Linked DNA regions of Homo sapiens: region 2 is linked to region 1. The links are chromatin contacts, found by Hi-C in ENCODE. All regions are on one chromosome and are shown on one strand. Each heading gives the region's core, a stretch centred on a gene start or an enhancer-like site at or near the end of the contact. The rest is flanking DNA. Distances are from core to core; before and after follow the strand shown. Region 1 holds the start of CBLN1 (cerebellin 1 precursor). Region 2 holds the start of SALL1 (spalt like transcription factor 1).

Evidence for each region. A loop is a pair of places that touch in the nucleus more often than their neighbours do. Pooled maps may share reads with other maps.
Region 2: a map of naive thymus-derived CD4-positive, alpha-beta T cell shows a loop between it and region 1 (26-fold over the local background). The contact joins the promoter of SALL1 here to the promoter of CBLN1 in region 1. A Hi-C loop is called at or near these places in 1 of 168 maps with a recorded cell type or tissue (naive thymus-derived CD4-positive, alpha-beta T cell), 1 of 37 single-sample maps with no recorded cell type and 7 of 50 pooled maps.

The regions. Positions count from the first base shown.
Region 1 is chr16:49,278,013-49,283,591 of GRCh38, forward strand. It overlaps CBLN1 (cerebellin 1 precursor), which reads right to left and starts at 3,826. Exons shown (of 3, transcript NM_004352.4): 1 at 3,190-3,826; 2 at 2,911-3,030; 3 at 1-1,589. The coding sequence starts at 3,453. The coding sequence ends at 1,392. It overlaps SYNAGE (synapse stability regulating cerebellar lncRNA), which reads left to right and starts at 4,050. Exons shown (of 4, transcript XR_933530.4): 1 at 4,050-4,220. RefSeq lists enhancers at 1-327, 328-852, 2,930-3,547 and silencers at 3,900-4,009, 4,380-4,479.
Region 2 is chr16:51,148,725-51,154,506 of GRCh38, forward strand. SALL1 (spalt like transcription factor 1) reads right to left here and starts at 2,546. Exons shown (of 3, transcript NM_002968.3): 1 at 2,442-2,546. The coding sequence starts at 2,517. RefSeq lists an enhancer at 1,743-2,243.

The sequences.
Region 1 (5,579 bases), core at 2,576-5,075:
TGTGAATGAGCGGAATCATAGGTCCTGGGCGCCCGAGTATGCGGCGGGTGGACTCCGGATTCAGAGGCGGTGTATAAAACATACGCTGCTTCGGGAACTGCGAGGGGGACGCGGTGGGAGACATCCGGGGACAGAAGGCCTGAGGAGTCTGCCGCTCCAGGCAGGGTCGTTTGGGTCCTCAAACTGGGACTATTCCTGATGCATTTGGAATGCAAAGAAAAAAATCAAACTTCGCTCCTGGGCCGGCGGCCGCGCCTGGCCTAGCAAGATTTCGGCCACATTTCTTACGTTTCCGCCAAAGCTGTGAACACAGGCGAATGCAGTGCTGGTCCCCGGCCTGGCGCAGGAAGGAGCGCAAGGCCGGCTTTGCAAGGAAGCCCTCGCGCCCAGGCCTTTCTATGGTTGCGTTCCCCCAAGTCTCCTGCCTTTCGGAACCTCGCCCTTTGGCACCCCAGACCCCCAACCTCGCAGCTGGGGAAGATGCGGATTTTAGAAAGCTGTTTCAGAAAAATAAAAGTCCCACTTCGACTTTATTAGATTAAAGCAAAATTAAACCTTGACTATTCACACGTATGTTACAGAGGAAGAGGAGGCGTCCGGAAGAAGCTCCTTGGCGTTTCGTGGAGTCACAGAGCACGACGGCATTGACAAGCATCAGAACATCAAGCAGCCTTAGATTTCACGATCACTCCGAATAGAACATAGAAATACGGAAACACAGCCAGTTTCCACTGGGAAGAGTTCTTCGTATACAAATGATATATATTTATATTTTTTAAACCAGTCACCACTAAGGTGAGTCCTTTCTCTGCTAACAAGCAGCCGAGGATACTAAGTATCTTCAGCTAATTAATTTGAGCAGTGTTTTAAGAAGAGCAACACTTGCCAAATTAAAACTACCTTCCCCATCCAAAACAAAACAACAACAACAACAAAACTTTACCCCTTTCCAAACTGAAAAAAAAAAGGTTGGGGGTGTGTAATATATCAGATTTCAGTAGGCAGAAGGATTCAGAGGGGGCTAGGGAGAAAGATTTCAGATTATGTAGTGAAATACAAAGTTTCTTTAAATAAATTGCAGGGAACATGAAGTTGGGGGATAAGAAACAATGACAAGGCAGTCTCTTTCTTGATTACTGCAACTGGAATGGGGGAGGCGAGTTTATTTTTGGAAATGGGAGTGCGCAGAGCTAAGCGAAATTTATTTCTCCTAATAAGGAAATGGACAAAGTTGTCCCACAGCTGGCGCGCACCTTTTTACCCAGATACAGTTAGAGAACATGTAGGAAGTTTCAAGTCGTGCTGCTTTCTCGCCCTCTTAATTTCAGCCTCTTTCTCACTCCCCTTCCTGCCTTCGCCCTCTCCCTGCCTCCCTTCCGGCTACGAGCCAGTCAGAGAGGAAACACCAGGAATCCGGAGAAGGTCGAGTACTTCCAGCCCCCCATCAAGTTTCCCCGCTCCAGCTTGAGGTATGCTCGGTCGCCTTTCTCCATTTGGATTAGGACTCCGTTGCTGGCGGCCTCCCGGGTCACGTCCTGGTCACCAGCGAAGGCTGAAATCACCGGCCACCCGTTTAGCATGAGGCTCACCTGAGAAAGAGAAAGGCCCGCTTCAGAGGCGCAACCTAGGCAGGCACCGAAGCCGCGGTGGAGCGAACCTCCTCCTTGCTTGGCTAACAGCCTGTAAGGCCTGGAAGCACGGAGAGGTGGGGGGTGGGGGGGGCGAATGGAGGAAAAGGGGCTTTGCAGCTTACTGCTGAGGCTCCAGTGGGGCGAAAGACCACACATCTGGGTGACAGGAAGGGCCTGTCCCCAAAACGGGAGTTGCTCTTATTCCAGTTTCTCAAATGAGCGCGCCAAGCGAATCTCGACTGTGCTCTGTGATCCAATTTAATAAACCCATGAGGTGGCTCTAGCGCCCTGAGACCTTTGACCTCTCTCCCGTTTCCCCTCAGCCTCAAAAAACAAACAACAAACAAAAAAAACCCAGCAACTCAGGCTCCTTCTGGCGCTACCGGAAAAACAAAAACGAACAAACAAAAAGCCCCTGATCCCTCCTGGACCCAGCTGCCAGGACACAGTGGAGAAGCCACTGTGATTTGTGATTAGAAGTCTCGCACCGAGCGGCACAATGTATTTCCTCCCCAAACCACGGGCTCAATTCCCTCCCCCATCCAGCCGCGCCCGCCACCGCCTGGTTTTGCCCCTGTGGTGGCACCGTCAGCCAAGGGCCTCGCGCCCTCTCCCCAGCTGTGCGTCCCACCTCTCTCGGCGCCCAAGGGAAACCTGGACATCTTTGGGGACCCGGAGAGCCGGCGAGTGATTGCTGGGACACGGCTGGAGCCGGGAGAGAGTAGCACTACGCCCCCTCCCTCCCTCCTCTCTCTACCCCTCACCCTCCGGGGCTAAATGCTGCTAGCTCAAAAACCCACAGTCCGCACGGGGTGGGGATTGGGGACAAGTGGGAGAAAACGGGGGCCCCGTCCGTGGTGCTGAAGACAAGCACGCAAGCCGCATCGCAGGCTTCTGAGCCGGGGCAAGGGGTAGGGTGTACTGTCGCGGTGCTTCCTGGGGAGTCCGGGAAGGCTTCCCAAGCGGCAGCTGTCTGGGGCGCTAACAACAGCCGTTACAAGGAAGTCCCTGAAATCCAGGGAACCCTTCGGAGAGGCCCGGAAGGCAGAAGCAGAAAATTCTGTCTCTCGGGGGATGGGGCTGGATCCCAAGAGCCAGAGACAGGGAAAGCAGAGGACAGTTGAAGCCACAGAACTGAGAGGCCCCGCTATCTGTCCCTCCAAGCAGCCCGAAGTACATGCAGCCGCCACTTCTGCCTACCACCTCCGGACAGCCCGAGCACCCCTGAGGCCAGTAACCCCCCTACGGGGCCAGGGCCCGGCACGAGGCGTCGGCTGACCTGTATGGTTTGTCTGTTGTAGACTTTTACCACGTGGAAGTTAAAACTGTAGATCCCTTTGCGCGGGGCGATGAAAGTGCTGCGTTCTGAATCAAAGTTGTTCCCAATGTTCACTAGTACCTATAACGAGACGGGAACGAAGGGGAGTGGGCAGGAATCGGTCCCGGACTGTCGTCCCCGCGCCTCCGCAGAGCCCTTGGAGAGGACCGGGCATCGGTCTTCCATCCATCCCTCCTTCACCAGCCCAATCTGCACGCCGCGGGAGGAAGGAACACTCACCTGGTCGAAGTAGATGATCATGGTGCGATTACTCATCTCGGACGGCTCGTGGTTGGTGCTCCTGATGGCAGAGAAAGCCACCTTGGCGCTGCCAGAGCGCACAGAGATGCCCAGGGCAGTGCCCGTGGGGTCGGACGTGGGGTTGGAGTCGCACACCACCAGGCACTTGCCCTCCAGCACGATGGGCTCCGTCTCATTCTGCCCGCGGGCCGGGCCCGCCAGCCACGCAGCCCCCAGCAGCAGCAGCTCCAGGACGCCCAGCATCGCGCCGCCGGCGCCCACCCCGCCCCCCACCCCCAGGGCTGCTCGCGCCAGCCGCCCCCCCCGTCCCAGTCCCGCTCCGAAGCCCCCTCCTCAGCTCCGTGCGCAGCTCCGCCGCCGCCGCTCTGGACACTACACCTCTTCCTCGCACTCCGGGACTAGCGTCCCCTCCGCGACTAGCGTCCCCTCCGCGCTGTGTTCCCGGAGCCCCTCCCGGGCCTCAGGGGTGCCGCGGCTGCCCAGCCGCACTTGGATGCATAGCCGCTGCTGCTCGGTCCCGCTGCTGCCGCCGCCTCCTGCCCGCACCCGCCGCTGCCGCCGCCGCCGCCGCTCTGAATTATTGATGCAGCCGGCGCTGCAGCCGGAGCGGGCGGAGAGCGCGCGCCGGGCACAAAGGCGCGGACCTCGGCCTGGCCCCGCCCCCGCCGCCTCCCGGCCCGCCTCCCTCCGAGGCCCTGCCCCCGCCCCGGCCGAGGCCACGCCCCCCAGCCAATCCTGACGCGCCGCGCTCCCCACCGAGCCAATGGCGGCGCTGTCCGCGCTCGGCCACCTGACCCCGGGCGCCGTTGTTATTAGGCGCGGCGAGGCGGGTGGCGCGCGGCAGCAGGGTTGGGCTCTCGCCGTGAGTCGACGAAGGGAGCGCGGGCGCGCGCCCGCGTCCGCGCACTGAGAGTCGCCTCGGCCGCTCGCTTTCTCGACTCCCGCCTCGCGCCTCGATCCTGTTCCGCCTCCCTCGGCCCTCCTGCCCGCCCCCACTCGTCGGCCCTCAGGTAGGAGGCGGCGCGCCCCGGGGTCGGGAGTGGAATCGCTGGAGGCTGCGAGTCGCCTGCCCGCCTGTGGGCGCGCCCGTTGGGAGGGGAGCGCCCCCCAGCGGGCGCGGGCGCGAGGGCAGCCGGCGCGCTGGGCGAGCCTGGCTCAGGGTCCCGGCGGCCGGGGTGCAGGGCGCGTGCGCGCGCGGCGGGGCGGGGCCTGCGCGGCTCTGGCGGGCGCACGTGGTGCCCGGGAGCTGCTGGGCGGGCACTCACCGCGGGGACTCGGTGCGGAGCCGGGGCGCCGAGTGTCTCCGTGTCCCTCTGCCCCAGCCGGCGGCCGCGATGGTGGAGCTTGGCCTCTCGCTCTCTCCCGCCTCTCCAGCGACTGCTCTGCCGGCCGCGGAGGTCGGATCGAGCGGTCATTCATTCATTTGTTAATTCGTTCACTTATTCAGGGGAGATCATTGAACCCCTACGGAGTACCGGGTACTGGGCCGGGCGCTGAGGACGCGGGGCTGAGCAAAAGCAGCCGAGGCCCACCTTCGTGCCCCTTAAAACCCAGCGTGCGGGGCGGCAACGAGTACTGCTTTTCTGTTTTGCACTTAAAATTTACATTTTGCATCCGTACTTTTTATTTACTGTGCACCCTTACGGCATGCTTTACGCACCCGTACCTGCACCTCCTAGCCTTGAGTGTAGACACCAGATCCTGAGATGGGCGATTTTTCGAGAATAATTTTTACCCTAAGTGGATTTTCGTGCCACGCATGGACTTGGAACTACACACACGTAGTCCAAAACGTGAAAGTCAAAATGCAGCTTTGCCAAGTGGCAGGGAGAAAGGAGAGCTGAGAAGATGAGGAGAGGAAGGGCGCGCTCCAGGCTTTCCAGCCCGGGTGCGGTAGACGTAGCCCTGAAGGATGAACCCAGGCTGGTAGTAGGGCGGCGGGAGGGCGGGGGGACCTGTCAGTCAAGTCCAAAGCAGAAACGCGGCGCCGGATCCCAGTCAGAGGCCGGCTGGAACGCTTCCCACAGGCTCCTGGCGCTCCGGTCCCCACCAGGCGACCTTGATCCTGGCGTGCTCAGCGGAGCCAGCGCAGCGTCGGGAGCTGGAGAGACGCGGGGCGCCGGCTGAGCGCTCCTGCCCTCTGCCTCTGGGCTAGCCTCTGGCCCGGCCTCCCGGCCTCCCCCAGGGTACGCTCTCCCCCAAGAGCGAACACCAGCTTTGGGATCGCCAGCAGCCACGTCTCTGCTTCTAGATCTCTTTTTTTTTTCTTTGAGACTTAGTTGATAGCTGTTTAAGGAATTATGTGGAGGAAATCTCACCTCCGACCCCCGCCCCCGTTGAGCACGGCCGGCCAGGGTCGCTGGGTGGGC
Region 2 (5,782 bases), core at 1,296-3,795, 1.9 Mb after region 1:
GTATGTCCAGCGTTGGGGGAGGATTACTTGTGTACTAATATTATTACAACACACTAAATCCTGAAACCCTATTACAAAATCTACCCTCTAGGCAACTTCTCCCAAACTTATTGTTCAACCATGTAAAAACAGTCATAACCTAAAACCATTACTACTGAAGAAAAAGAGGAGGGGGTGGGGAGAGGTGAGGAAAGAAGGCTGGGAGGGGGTGTTTCCTAGGGAGCCCCTAACAGTTTACTGCTTCTTTAGGACAATGTACCAGCTTTTGCGAAGAAAAAAGAAAGGAAGGAAGAGAAAGAAATCAAAAGAAGGAGAGAAAAGAGAAAGAAAGGAAACTTGATTGAGTTACTTAACTTACCTCAAAGCTCAAATAAACTAAATTGAAAAAAATAGTACTAATAAAGAATAATGGTAAGAGGTAGTGAACTCCTTTTATATTATTGCTTTATGAGAAGACTTAACTATTAAAAATTCCTGATACTGAAGGCAAAAGGCAAAGATCTTCCACGCATCATTTCTCCTCGAAGGCCGAGACTTTTTTTTTTTAAATGTAGAAAACCAGTACAAATTTACAAAACACACTATATAATGCTCTCTTATCTCTAGTTTGCTTTTTTGTGTACAAACTGTTAACCTGAACAGTTTTCCGGTGCAAAAGGTCTCACCAGAAACTTTAGGAAAGATGAGTGTGACTGCGGGAAGCAGAAGAAACTAAGCTGAGAAAACCCGGAAAAATACTCGGCGCAGCTGCTGCGGCCTTGGGTCATCTCACCTCCATCTACCCCGCGTGCTCGCTTTCGCTTGGGGTGGAAAGCGGGGTTCAGGGGCTCTTTTCAGCGGACTGAGAAATCGCAGAGGCCGTGGGTAAGGATTCAAGCTTGAGGAAACACTGGGGGCCGGGAGGAGGGCTATTGTAAAGCATTTCTTAATTAATTTCAAGTCCTCCATTTTTTTACAGGGACCCCAAGTCAGGATTCCCCTTTCCCGACATCAGGGGTAAAGGGAGCGGGGGTCCCTTCGCTTCACTGTGCCCCAGCTCTACCGAGAGGCAGGCCTCTGGGAAACGAGCCGGGGACCTGGGGGCCCGGGCGGCCGCAGCTTAGTGGGCTGAGGTGCCGATCAGGGTCACGCTTCGGAGCTCTGTCGGGGCCCAGCTCCCTCCTTCACACCCCAAAATGCCGCCTAGGGCGTGGGCATCCCGAGTGGCATCCGGAGCCGCTGAGACCCCGCCGAGATTGCTCCTTGTGCGTCCTCCCACAGCCGAGAGGCCAGCATCGTGCCGGGACGACCCGGGGACCCGAGTCCGGGCGCCGCTACACCGCCTCGGGCGCTAGGCCTGGGAGCTTTGAGGCCGGTACCGTGAAACACCTTTAGGAGCAAGGAGGGATTCCAGGTGTCCTCCCTTTGTACCCCAACTCCCTGCCCGGATCTCTTCCACTCTCTGCCATAGCCCCCACACACAAACTTTGTTCTGGACTTGTTCAGCCCCTTCGGGACCCACAGTTGTCGCCTCCATCGGAGAAAACAAGTGCCCCTGTTTCAGGGGGGATTCCACTCTGGCTGGCCACCCGCAAACCTGGAAAACTATTCTATGACTTCTTCCCTGACCCCCCTGGAAGTAGGGAGCACCACGATCCGCAGAGGGCGCATACCGACCAGAAAGATTTTGGGGGGCAGAGGGTGCAAGTGTTGTGGGAAGAGATGCGGAGATAAATTTTGCGAGCCAGACCCCGACACTTTCCCCGTCCGTTTGCACCGTCTCCGGAACAACTGGCGGCCAGCAGCACTCTCCACCCCGGCCGCAACCCCAGCGGGTCAGGCGCTGGCGCCCCGACACCAGTCCCCATCTTCTTGCAGCTCTGAACCTCCAAAGACACCCGGTTCTGCCTCGCAGGCCGAGGGGGAGTGTGCGTGGGGGCAGGGGGGCGCAGCGAACTCCCCCACGCTCGGAGTTCAGCCCAGCGCCCGAAGTAAACTTCCTTACCGCTGGCAGCAAGGCCGGGCGGCGGAGGCCGGGCCGGGTGCCCTGGGGCCGGCGCCGGGAGCGCTAGGGGCCCCGTGCGGTCAGGCCGGGGCGACCTCCACCCGCACCCACGCCTCATGGGGCTCCCGGGTCTTGGCCGCGGCTGGGATCCCCGGAAAAGCAGGGACGGAGAAGCCAGGCCGGCATGCCCGCCCTCCTTCCCCCGGGAGGACCCAACAACTCCGGAAAGATCCTGCCGGGAGATGTGCTCGCTTTCCCCGGGGCAGCGGGGGAAAGCCCAGCAAAGGCACATTGAAAATTAAAAAGAAAAAAAAAATTACGCCGAGTGGAAGAAGCAATCGGGGCCGCGGCGGCGGTGAGGTAGGGGGCGCGGGGGCCAGCCGCGTGTGAGTGGGTCCGAGTGTGCGTGAGTGTGAGTGCGTGTGTGTGTGTCCACGGCGCGGGCCGGAGCACTCACCATCTCGCCGGGGGAGCGAGGCCACTTCGGGGTCGGATTGGAAATGTTGAGGCTTCGCTTGCTTCCTCCGCGACATGCTGGCTCAAACATCAGCTGGGGCAGAATAAAAAATTACTAAAAAAAAATCTTCTCAAAATTACGGAAATCGAGCGGCGGCGGCGGCGGCGGCTCCCCCCGCCCGCCGGCCCGCCCGCCCCCTCCCCGGCTCCCCGGCCCCGGGCGCAGCGCGCATGTGTCCTGCTATAATTATGATTATCAATAATGCATTGCGATTAATCATAGAGGGGCTCTTTGAAAGGCGATTGGCACCGGGCCAGCGCTATTCAAACCCGCTCGCCTTAATCAATTAGTTCGTGATTTGCTGCAGACCCCTGTCTCTCCGCGCGCTGGCCCAATAAGCCGGCCGCGGGGCTGGCTCTGCGCGCCGCGCCGCCCGACACTGGGTTAACCCTCTTTGCGACCGCCCGGGACTCCGCGGCCCGGCCGCCGGGGGCCGGCCTCCTCTCCACTGCGGGCCCGGCGCCCCGGCAGGCGCCCCCCGCTCTCTCCCTCTCCCCTCCCTCTTCCCTCCCTCCTTCGCCCCCCCCCACAATCCCGGGCTGGGCCGACCCAAATTAGCATGCCCTCCCCGGAATTGAGCCGCCCCGGGTGGGGGGTGGGGCCGGGCGGCGAGGGCTGGGGACCCGGGCTGCCGGCGCGCTGCGAACTTCCCAACTCGGGGGCGAGGCGCGCCGGCCCGCGGGGGGAGGGAGTCCCGCGGCGGGATCAGGGGGGAGGGCGTCCCGTTTCGTGAGTGTTTCTTCGTTTCTTTAAGAGCTACCAGAAAGCAGCCCACCCCCACCCCCATTAAAAAAAAAAATAAGCGAGTGGGGAAGAGCCAGCCCCACGCCGGTCCGCCTCCCGCCCACGGCTCGGCCTCCCTCCCGCCTGGCTCGGCGCTCCTCCGCCCCGAGTTCTCCATCCCCTGGATCCCGGGCTCGCGGGGGCGCGGAGAAGAGGATCCAGGAAAGGTTTGGGAACCTGATGGGTTTGTGGCTGGGGGGAGGGGCAGTTCTCCCGCCACCCCATCCCCTCCCCGCCAGGGGCACTGATCCTCCAGCTTCTTGCTTGCTCCCTCGCTCCCTTTCTCTACCTCGGACATTCCCAGGACAATTAGGGCTGAAGTTTTCGGGAGAAGCAGCCCCGAGCCCGTGGGATAAGGGGGCGGCCCGGCTCCGCCCAGGACCCCTCCCGGACCTCCCCCCCGGCTGCCCCGGTTGGCTGCAGGGCGCGTCACTCCGCGGGGAGGCGGCGGCAGCGGTGGCGCCGCAGAGCCCCGGGCGGGCGGAGAGCGGGGACCGGCCTGGGCTCCGAGTTCAGCTCCGGCCGGGGGGAGGGGAGGGGCTGCGGCTCACACTGAGCGCAGCAGCGAGCACCGGCCTAGGGAGACACAGCCCGGGCGGACCCGGCACTGGACTGGGCCAGTCCCTGGGACCCCTGGGCACCCCGCCCTGGGGAGGGGGCCGCGCCCCAGCCTTCCGGGACGAGGTGGCGGCGCAGAGCCGGAAAGCGGGGTGGGGGGAGGGCGGTGGGGAGGTGTTCTGTCCGAGGCTGCCTGGCGGCGCCGAAGCTCGCCTCCACTTTTTGGGCACTTGCCGAGCGCGGCGCCCGAACTTTTCGCTCTATCACCATCTCCCTCAAGCTGAGATGCAACCTCCCTACCCTCGCCCCAGAGCCCAGAGCCAGGAGCCCGATCCCTCTGCCGGGCTCAGGCGCCCGCGAACCTGAGACTCGGTACGCGGCTCAGCCTAGCTCTTTCCCCTCGCGCCTCGGGGTCTCCTCGCTCCAAGGTTCTCGAAGTCTTGCGCCCGAAGGACTAAACTAAACTAAACTTCGGCTGAGTAATGGGGGAGGAGGGGGGTGCAGATACACAATCCCTGCCCTATCTCACGATCAGGAAAGGAGAGGGCTCATAAGGACGCCCCAATTCGCGAGCGCCCTTGAGTCTGGCCGGTGCCACGGTCGGTTCGCGCGAAGTGGGCACCGGTCTCCCGAGCCGACTTCGTGTACTCCGGACCTGTACTGCGCTCCGGTAGAGGACCCTTCCCTTTCTCTTAGCTTCTTAAATCTTTTCTTTTAAGGTGTAAATGTGTGTGTGTGCCGATGAATGTTTCTGTTTTTCATCTGCTGACTTTATTTTTTTTTATTGGTATAACTTCTCCCTTCTCTCTCCCTGCTCGTCCGTTTTCCACCTTTTCTCTTACTTATCTTCTGCCCTCGCTCACTCCCTAACACACACATTCACACCCTCTCCGCCTCGCTCTCCCGTTCTCGCCAGGTCCTGATGGGTACAGTAGATTTTGATAAAAAGACAAACGAAGCTATCAGTGGGGCTGATGTTGAAGAATGAAGATAATAATGTTTCCATAGGTGGTGCTTCAAATGCCATTATTTCTCACTGAATATTTAAAGAGATCCCTCGGCAAAGATGGATCTGCGCACTCCTGGGGTGTGAGCGGCTCGCATCTCCCAGACCCCGGGGAACGTGTACGGGAGCACGTGTAAATCCCGCACCCGCCTCCATCTCACAAACAGGGGTCCTCGCACACCCACCAATCCACACTGTCCCAGGTACACGAACGCGTTTGTGTGCACTTGCACACTCCTTTCCCGGAATGTGCCCGTGTTTGGAGCCGCCCGCATCCTTCTCTAACAATCTTGGCTTCTTGAAAGTCCGGGCCTCCCGGGCACCGCATGCAGCCAGGAACCTAGCGGAGCTGGCGGTCCCGCAAAGCTTTTCTCCTGGTGCGCGCCGCGTGCGCAGCAGGAAGCTCCCGGGAATAACTTCACACGTGTTTGTTACTTGGTCTACGTGTGATTTAAGATTAAGTGTAGGAAAAAAAAAAATTCCCCCCCCCCAAAAAAACACCACAACAAACAACCAAACGAAATGAACATGCGAAAAGCAGCTACGCGATGCTTAATTAAAAATGGGCGAGCAGAGACGAATAAATTGGGGGATCCAAACTTTAATAACTTTTTTCGTTTTTTTGCGTCCTCGACGGCGTAGAGGCGGGCGTTTCGATCTGCGCTTGGCGTCCCCCGCTAATTTCTTGTTTGTTTTCTTTCCCTCGGTGGCCCCGGGAAAGGAGATGGGAGGTGGAGGAGGGGGGGATGGGAGGAGGGGGATGGTCGGAATGGCGGGGAGAGGAGAATTGGTCTTTATTGTTGATGGCAATACATCAATTACGGGCCATTGTCTCGGTCCCAAGTTCCGTGGTTCGCTGGTGCGGGCGCTGCAGTGTCAGGGCGCTGGCGAGGCTCCGCGTGCCGCGATGCAAAGAAATACATCAATAAAAACA